Linked DNA regions of Mus musculus: all the other regions are linked to region 1. The links are chromatin loops, found by intact Hi-C in ENCODE. Cell type or tissue: gastrocnemius. All regions are shown on one strand.

Evidence for each region. A loop is a pair of places that touch in the nucleus more often than their neighbours do. Peaks named below come from ENCODE experiments on the same cell type or tissue, not always from the same donor. Only the 100,000 strongest peaks of a DNase experiment are listed, where the experiment ranks them.
Region 2: it touches region 1 in a loop (10-fold over the local background); 15 of 42 quality-filtered maps call a loop at or near these places.
Region 3: a loop joins it to region 1, with 11 times the contacts of the local background. A loop is called at or near these places in 37 of 42 quality-filtered maps.

The regions. Positions count from the first base shown.
Region 1 is chr7:113,131,158-113,133,657 of GRCm38, reverse strand. The region is part of intron 2 of 4930543E12Rik (RIKEN cDNA 4930543E12 gene); the gene reads left to right. Among named protein-coding and RNA genes, the nearest start is that of 4930543E12Rik, 9.6 kb to the left of the region's middle. In gastrocnemius, a CTCF peak has its summit at 1,294 (motif pointing right); a DNase peak (open chromatin) is centred at 1,296.
Region 2 is chr7:112,376,090-112,378,589 of GRCm38, reverse strand. All of the region lies in intron 2 of Micalcl (MICAL C-terminal like), which reads right to left. Among named protein-coding and RNA genes, the nearest start is that of Micalcl, 2.5 kb to the right of the region's middle. In gastrocnemius, a CTCF peak has its summit at 1,138 (motif pointing left); DNase peaks (open chromatin) are centred at 1,102 and 1,723; H3K27ac peaks cover 1,673 bases.
Region 3 is chr7:112,918,905-112,921,404 of GRCm38, reverse strand. No RefSeq gene overlaps it. Among named protein-coding and RNA genes, the nearest start is that of Rassf10, 34 kb to the left of the region's middle. In gastrocnemius, a CTCF peak has its summit at 1,392 (motif pointing left); DNase peaks (open chromatin) are centred at 778, 1,369 and 2,270; H3K4me3 peaks cover 291 bases; H3K27ac peaks cover 549 bases.

The DNA.
Region 1 (2,500 bases):
ACAATGGAAGGTTTCTATGAAGCTCCTTTGAATTCCTACAGCAACACCAGTGCCTAGTGTTTAAAAATTCACTCCCTTGAGGCCTTGTAGCTTAGCCTGGTGATTTTTTTTTTTATACCAAGCAGTTGCCTGATAAAATCTCACTCCCATGGAACCAGACGATAACCTAGAGATAGTTAGGCAACTGGACACAGAAACACACAGGTATAATATATATATTTTTAAATTTTCACTTTTTTTTATGTGTAGGGGTATTTGCCTGTATCAGTGTCTATAGTGCACAGTGCCTATGCAGGCCAGAAGAGGGAATTGGATTCCCCTGGGACTAGAGTTACAGCAGGTAATGAGCTGCCACGTGGGCGCTCGGCCTGAATCCGGCTCCTCTGGAAGAACAACTCATAGGTTTAACCACTGAGCCATCTCTCCAGCTCCTAATCGTAGCATTTGAGAGACTTAGGCAGAACAAACACAACTCTGAAAGCAGCCTAGGCTATGTAGTGAAGCCTTATCTAAAGAAAAGAAGAAAGAAAAAGGATAGCTTAGTGGGTAAAGGTGCTTCTCAAACAACTCTGACGACCCGAGTTCAACTCCCAGAACCCATATAAAGGAGAAAGGAGACAGTGGCTCCTAAAAGTTGACCTCTGACTTCCACCCTTGTACTGTAGGATGCACACACACACACAGAGACACCTTATACATCATACACACAAAATAAAAATTTTAACTTTAAATTAAAAAAAAAAAGAAAAGGAGAAATTGCCATTCAATGTCCACTCCTGTGCACACTGAGAAGCCATGGCCGCAGTGTTCATTTGACCAGGAAAAAAACGACTACACCTACAAAGTCTGATTCCCTAAGTTAGCATTTGAGTGGTTCTCTTGCCTTCAGGATGTGCTGTGGCAATATTGAACATTTGTATTTGCACGTGCGTCTGTGTGGCTTTCTGCAACAAGGAGAGCAACATGCACTGTAACTACTTAGACATTGCCGGAAGTCAAGCAAGTCGGAGGCAAGGAGACAGAGAGGAACCGATGTGGGCTTTAGTGTTAGGCAGGACCAGAGTTGCAGAACATTATCATTTCTGTGTCCTCAACGCTTGGTTGAGGGTTGTTACAGTCTTCCTCTAATCTGAAACGGAAGCAGAAGCATTTTTTGCCCAATAGGATTATGGTACTATTCAGTGGAAATCAAGATGCTGCATTCTGCCTGTTGCCTGACACACTGAAGGTGCTCAATGAAGTTCTTGTCATCCACTTGAAACAAACGTGGATGGTGACTGCGTTTACCGTGAAGACCAGCAGAGGGCAGGGCAGACCTCACAAAGCTGTGTGTGAAACACTGGTTCTCAAATCCACTTTCAAGAGGAATTCCTGAGATATCTTCCTTAAACGCTTCTCATGAAAGATGGCTCTATCACGACCTCTAATATCTTCATAGAAACTGGTGCCTTCCTCTTAGGCAAGGATCCAGAGAAGGTATTGGGCAATATTTAACCAGGGACTTCCAGCACCTTAACAGCCTTTTAACATAGCTGTTCCCAGTATGAAGTTGTGGGTCTGTCTTATAGAAGGGGGGGGGGGGGCACAAGATAAGAGGCAGTATTTTAGAGTTGATTGGCTGCAACTCAACACTTCATAAAAAGCTGAGACAATGTGAAGTTTTTTTAAGTGGTTATTTTGAAGTCATTTCAAGTGTTAATAAAGCTTGTTTGAAATCCTGCACAATGGTTAAGTTAGGGAGGTTACTGCAGTACCACTTTTATAAACTGTAACTCACGGACGACTAAAATCCTCCCCCATCCTCCCTGTGTGGTGTCCCACTTCTCCCCCCACCCTCCCGTGGCTTGCTTAAGAGAAGACAGGACCTTTCTGAGTACAGCGGTAGTAAACCACTCACAGCAAGAGAAGTAAGCGATGGTGAAAAGTATTCACAGCAGTGACTCAAAGAGGACGCTTCGCACATCAGCTTCAGGTGTGTGAAGCTCAGCAGGTAAAGGCTGGCTGCCCAGCCTTCCAAGCAGCTGTTCTGAACCTGTGGGTCTCCACCCCTTTGGGGTGGCAGGACCCTTTCACAAGGGTTGCATATCAGATGGTTCCATTATGATTCATAACAATAGCAAAATTATAGTTAGGAAGTAACAGTGAAAAATATTTTTATAGTTAGCGGTCACCCCATGAGGTTGTATTAAAGGGTCATTGGGAAGTTGAGATACACTTAGTCAGATCGTCAGGTTCCAGATGGCAGGAGGAAAGAGCCAAGTCTGCAGGTTGTCCTCAGACTTCCATATGTGTGCCATACACACATATGCACACACATATGCAAACATACACATACACACACGCACCCCTAAACCCATTATGTTTCCACTTGTAGAAATAATGAAGAAACAAATCTACCAACTTATGTGGGACTCACATACAGACAGCAACAACCCCCCTCCCCCAAGGTTTGACAATGTTGGAATCCAGACACAGTTTCTAAAGCTGACAGAAACAGCAG
Region 2 (2,500 bases), 760 kb after region 1:
TTCTCTCCCTGCCTGAATCAGGCTCCTTAAGTAGCCTCCAAAGTCTCCTCAGCTCCACAGACTGTCCCTTTGTTCCTCTGAGGAGTCACAGAGGACCTTGTGACACAGAGTCAGGGACACCTTGGGCTAGACACAAGCTAGACAGAGAGGTCTTGGGATCTATAAGATCATGATGCAGAAGCCGCTCCCCTCTCCTTCCTGTCATCCCAGGATCCATCCTTGCTGTGAGATCTCTGGTCACAACGTCCTTATCCATTATCTTAAAGTCAGAGGTTGTGGAAGGCTTGAGAAATGGGGCCTGGTCTCTCCCCTTGACTTTGTCCTTGGGCCAAGGCATTGCCCAAGGGCCAGGCAGGACTCCAGAGGGGAAAGAAAGGCCAGGGAGGAGCTGAGAGATGGGAAACCTCTTCCATGAGACTGATCATGATTTCAAGCTCCTCTAAAAGATGGGAAAGGGACCCCCAGGACCCCAATTTATTCACGGGAGCAAGTTACTCACCTCCAGTGTCCTTATCCAAAAGTACCGCCCGCCATGCAGACACAAGCTAGCTTAGCATGATTCGCATCCATTTCCTTCCCCTTGCACACAAACTATCTGGCAAATAGATAGACCCCTGGTCTGCCTCAGAGGCCGTGGGACACCCGGCCCAGCCAGGGTTGCTCTAACTCTTGGCTTAGGAGCTCATTCTTTATCTACCTCCATCCTCTTCTCCCATTCTTGCTGTGGAGCTCTGAGATGGCCCAGCCAGGCTGCTTTGTCCTCTGTAGGGCAAAGGGACTGAGTGCTCCTGGCTAGCAGGTCCTTTTGTGCCAAAGGGGTTGAAAAGTAGGCCCTGGACAGGATTATAGTCTTTGTGCTCGCTGGGGCAATTCCTTGTGCGACTTTCTCTTGTTTTTGTTTGACAGCGGCGGCCTTTCCCCCTGATGGTGACGTTCAGTTCACTCTAAGCCAGCTCAATTGGAAAGGATGCCTATGCCCTATATCCTATAAGCCTTGTTCTGGGGCATAGGGGTTCTTGACTTTCGGGGTTGACATGATGACTGGGATTCCGAGTACTACTGCTTCCTAGTAGGAAGGACTCTGTCGTCTCAAAGTCTTGGAGCGCCCTCTAGGGGCAGCATCCTGCAAGTCTGAACCCATATACTGTTTCATTGGGCCCTAATCCAACCAGTTTTTAAACTTCCTTCCTTTTTTCCTCTCTCTCTTTCCCCCCTTTTACACATAAACAAGAACTCCTTTGAACTAGACCTTGCTAGGTCACAGAAATAACAGGTTCAAGCCCTGTCTGCACCTAGCATGACTGTTGCTTAAGACTCACACCCTGTATCCATTAGTAATGGAATGCTAAAGTCTCCAGGTCTGTCCCCGAAGTCCACCTCTGAGTAGTAGAAGTCTGTCTTGTTTTTTTTTTAGAACCCCTGTCCCTGATGTTTGCCAAGCTCCTATCTCACCTCATGCTGGGAGCTTGCTGAGGACTGACTGAGCGCCCTGACACTGGTGGTACTCAACTGTTGGGATGGCTTTAGCACCCAGGAGGACTGGCCTGAGAGGGATCCTAGCGCTTGTTGTGGGGAGACTCCTGGAAACCTTAGTTCTCTCTGTCCTCTCAGGTTTGACACCTGAAGGAGCTCAGATGATTCAGGTGTCATCTTAGCTTGTTCCCAGGTATGCAGGCCTGGTCTGGCTCCAAAGGTGGCCCTTGGCCCAGGTAGACACAGGAGAAGTGGTGAGTCTGGGGGTTGGTGGGAAGTGACTCATTGGCCAGGAATCAAGCTGACTCGGAAGGAGGAAGAGCAGAAGCCCAAGGCCGTGTTGGGTCAGCCTGGGCAGATGGAGGTGGGAGAGAGAACATGCAGACTAGGGGAGGCAGAAGAGGGTGATGGGGTCAGAGCAGGGTGGACCCTCAGCTTCTCACTCAAGGGTCCTGGAGGAATTCTGTTTGCTGTGTGACTGTGTGTGCATGGTCACTGTAGACACTGTTCCTCTTGTGGGAGCTCTGAAACTCACCCGGGGCCAAGATCTGGAGAAGAAATAAACTCTCTCTCTCTCTCTCTCTCTCTCTCTCTCTCTCTCACACACACACACACACACACACACACACACACACACACTTATATTCTAGTGCAAGCTGCTATCTTCTTGCCTTGGTCACAATGGCATAGAACCAAAAGCAGAGGTGGGGTGGGGTTGGGATCTAGTCCAGTTTCTGGGACAGAACCAAGCACCCGTCTCTCAGTTTCCCTTTCTCATTTCAAACTTGGAGCTCATAGCTGCTACAGCTCTGTGAAACTACAGAATCTTAAGGTGCTGGGATTTCCGAGTAGAGGGAGAGGAATGGAGAGTTCCCAAATCCCTCGGCAATGATTACAGCCAGCAGTGGAAATCAAGTCAAGCTAACAGTTTTCCTTGCCCTTGGATTCCAGGCTAGGCCAGAGAAGATACCATGTAAGGAATGAGCGAGACTGCCCTCCCCCACCCCTCCCCCTGCCCATGACTCAC
Region 3 (2,500 bases), 210 kb after region 1:
GTCTGCTTTCTACTGCGGTGGTAAAACAGCAACCAAAAACAACTTTGGGAGGGAAGGGCTAATTTGGCTTGTATGTGTTAGTCCATCATTAAGAGAAGCCAGTGCAGGAACTCAAGCAGAGCAGGAACCAAATTGGAAACCTCGAAGGAATGTTGCTTACTAGCTTGCTCCCCATGGCTTGCTCAGCCTGCTTTCTTATACAGTTGAGGTCCAGCTGCCCAAGGGCACCTCCCACAGTGGGCTAGGCCTTCCCACATCAATCATGAACTAGGAAAATGTCCACACAAACTTGCCTACAGGCCAAATCTCATGGTGTCATTTTTCTCACAAGGTTCCTTGTTGTCAATTGGCTCTCTCTGTGTGAAGTCAGCACACTTGGTAGAGAGAGATGAGCCAGCAGAGCACGGGCATAATCTGGGTGCCAGCTGTCCCGACAGAACAAATGATCTGACAGAACTGGGTACAGCCTGAGGGATTGCCGTCTTACACATATTCTCACTTACAGCACATGGAGGCGAGATGGCGTTCTTATACCTATCTTATTAGAGATTGGATTTGTGGAGCTGACATTGTTTTTTTTTTTTTTTTTTTTTTTTTTTTTTTTTTTAGAAAGTCAGTAGACAAGGATTCAAATCCATGTTATTCTACTTCATAGCTATGAGCCGTTGAAAAATTGCCCAAGTTGGAGTCCAGTGCCCTCCTTAGGAAAGGAGAGATGGCAATACAGACCTTGCTGGAAAACTGTCAGGATGAGAGGCAGCCCCATGGAGACCGATGCCAGCTACTTGGGAAGTCTTTGAAGGGGTCTGTCTTCTTTATAGGCAGCATAGCCCTGCACTGGACACCCTTCGCTGGCTCCCACTGTCAAGGTCAAAAGAGCTTTCGAAAGAGTTCAGGTTTTGCAGGAATAGCAACCACACATATGACCTTGACTGAGGGGTTCTGGGTTTTGCTTGTTCTGTTTTAGGTTTGGGGGTGGAGAGCATTGTTTTATTTTGAGACAGGGTCTCAATGCATCCCAGTCTAACCTTGAAATTGCTATGTAGCTGAAGATGTCCTTAAACTTGTGAACCTACAGTGCTGGGGTTACAGGTGTAGGACACTAGACCTGGTTCACAGTGTGCTGGAATGGAGCCAAGAGCATCATGTACAGTCCCTTGGCTTCAGGGTTTTTTTTTTTGTTGTTGTTGTTATTTGACAATTTTAGACAGCTGGCTGAATTCACTATGTTGCCCAAGTTGTCCTCGACCTCATGATCTTTCAGGTTGGCCTCCAAAGTTCTGGGGTTACCAGCATGTGCTTGTAATGGTTAAAAACATGAAGCCAACCAACCCTAGTAGTCTCTTCTATCCAAGCCGCCGGCTTCCAGGAGTGTTGACATGGCAGTTTGCTGCCCTCTGCTGTCCACAAGAGGAACGTACTAAAGTGGGTTTTTGTTGTTTTTTTTTTTTTTTTGGTTGGTTGGTTTGATTTGGTTTGGTTTTATTTTTTTAATTTCCAAGAACCCTGTGGCCCCAGGTGGCCCAGCCATACAAAACTTGCTCTACTTCTCTGAAAATAGCCCCAGAAATGGTAGTGCCAGGCCTGACTGTATAGTCTGAGGGGCCCAAAGACCTTGGTAAAATGTGTGACCTTGCAAGTTGTCCCCTGATTTCCATGAGTGTTACCCCTCCTTCTGCCTCCCTCTCCCCTCTTCTCTCTGTCTCCATCTACCCCTTCTGTCTTTCTGTATCTGTGTCTCTTTATGTCTCTGTCTGTCTCTGTGTTTCTCTGTGTCTCTGTCCCTGTATCTCTGTCTCTGTCTCTCTTACATGCACACACACACACACACACACACACACACACACACACACACACACACACACACACCAAAGACAAAACCTTTAAAAAGAAACACAGGAGGTTTTCTTTTTAAAACATGGTATTAAGCTAAGCTTTGGGCACTTATAAAGGTGACATCTTTATGTCCACCTGTGCCTTATGCCCTGAAACTAGGATGTCCTCATTTCTACCTGCTCCTGACATTAAACTCCTGGGCCACTAATCCCCTGAAGGATTTCCAGACGTTGCAAGATAGTAGATGGAGGTAAGTCTCTCCCTAACAGGATGGTCTTGTAAACAGAATTCTCTCGAGCAGACTCTATCACAAATCCAGCCTCTTTCCAACTCACTATTAAGGCCGGGGAGGGGGGGGGTAGGCAAAATCTCAGTACCCCCGTCCAGGCCCTGGGAGTCAATTCAGTCTTAGGCGCTGGTCCAGCAGAGATTCAGATGTCAATTCTGAACAGAGAAAGCTACATTGAGGACAGAGGAGACTTAAGACTATAGGGTGAGAAAATTCACTTAACAAAATTCTCCGAGAGATTATTCCAAAAGAGACCATGGGCCCACTGCTGTCACCTGCTACAAGGTAACTCGGTGTACATCTGGGGAAGAAGGAAAAAGGACGACGCAGAAAGACGCCAGGAGGGTTGGTGGGGGCGGGGCATGGCGCGGGCAT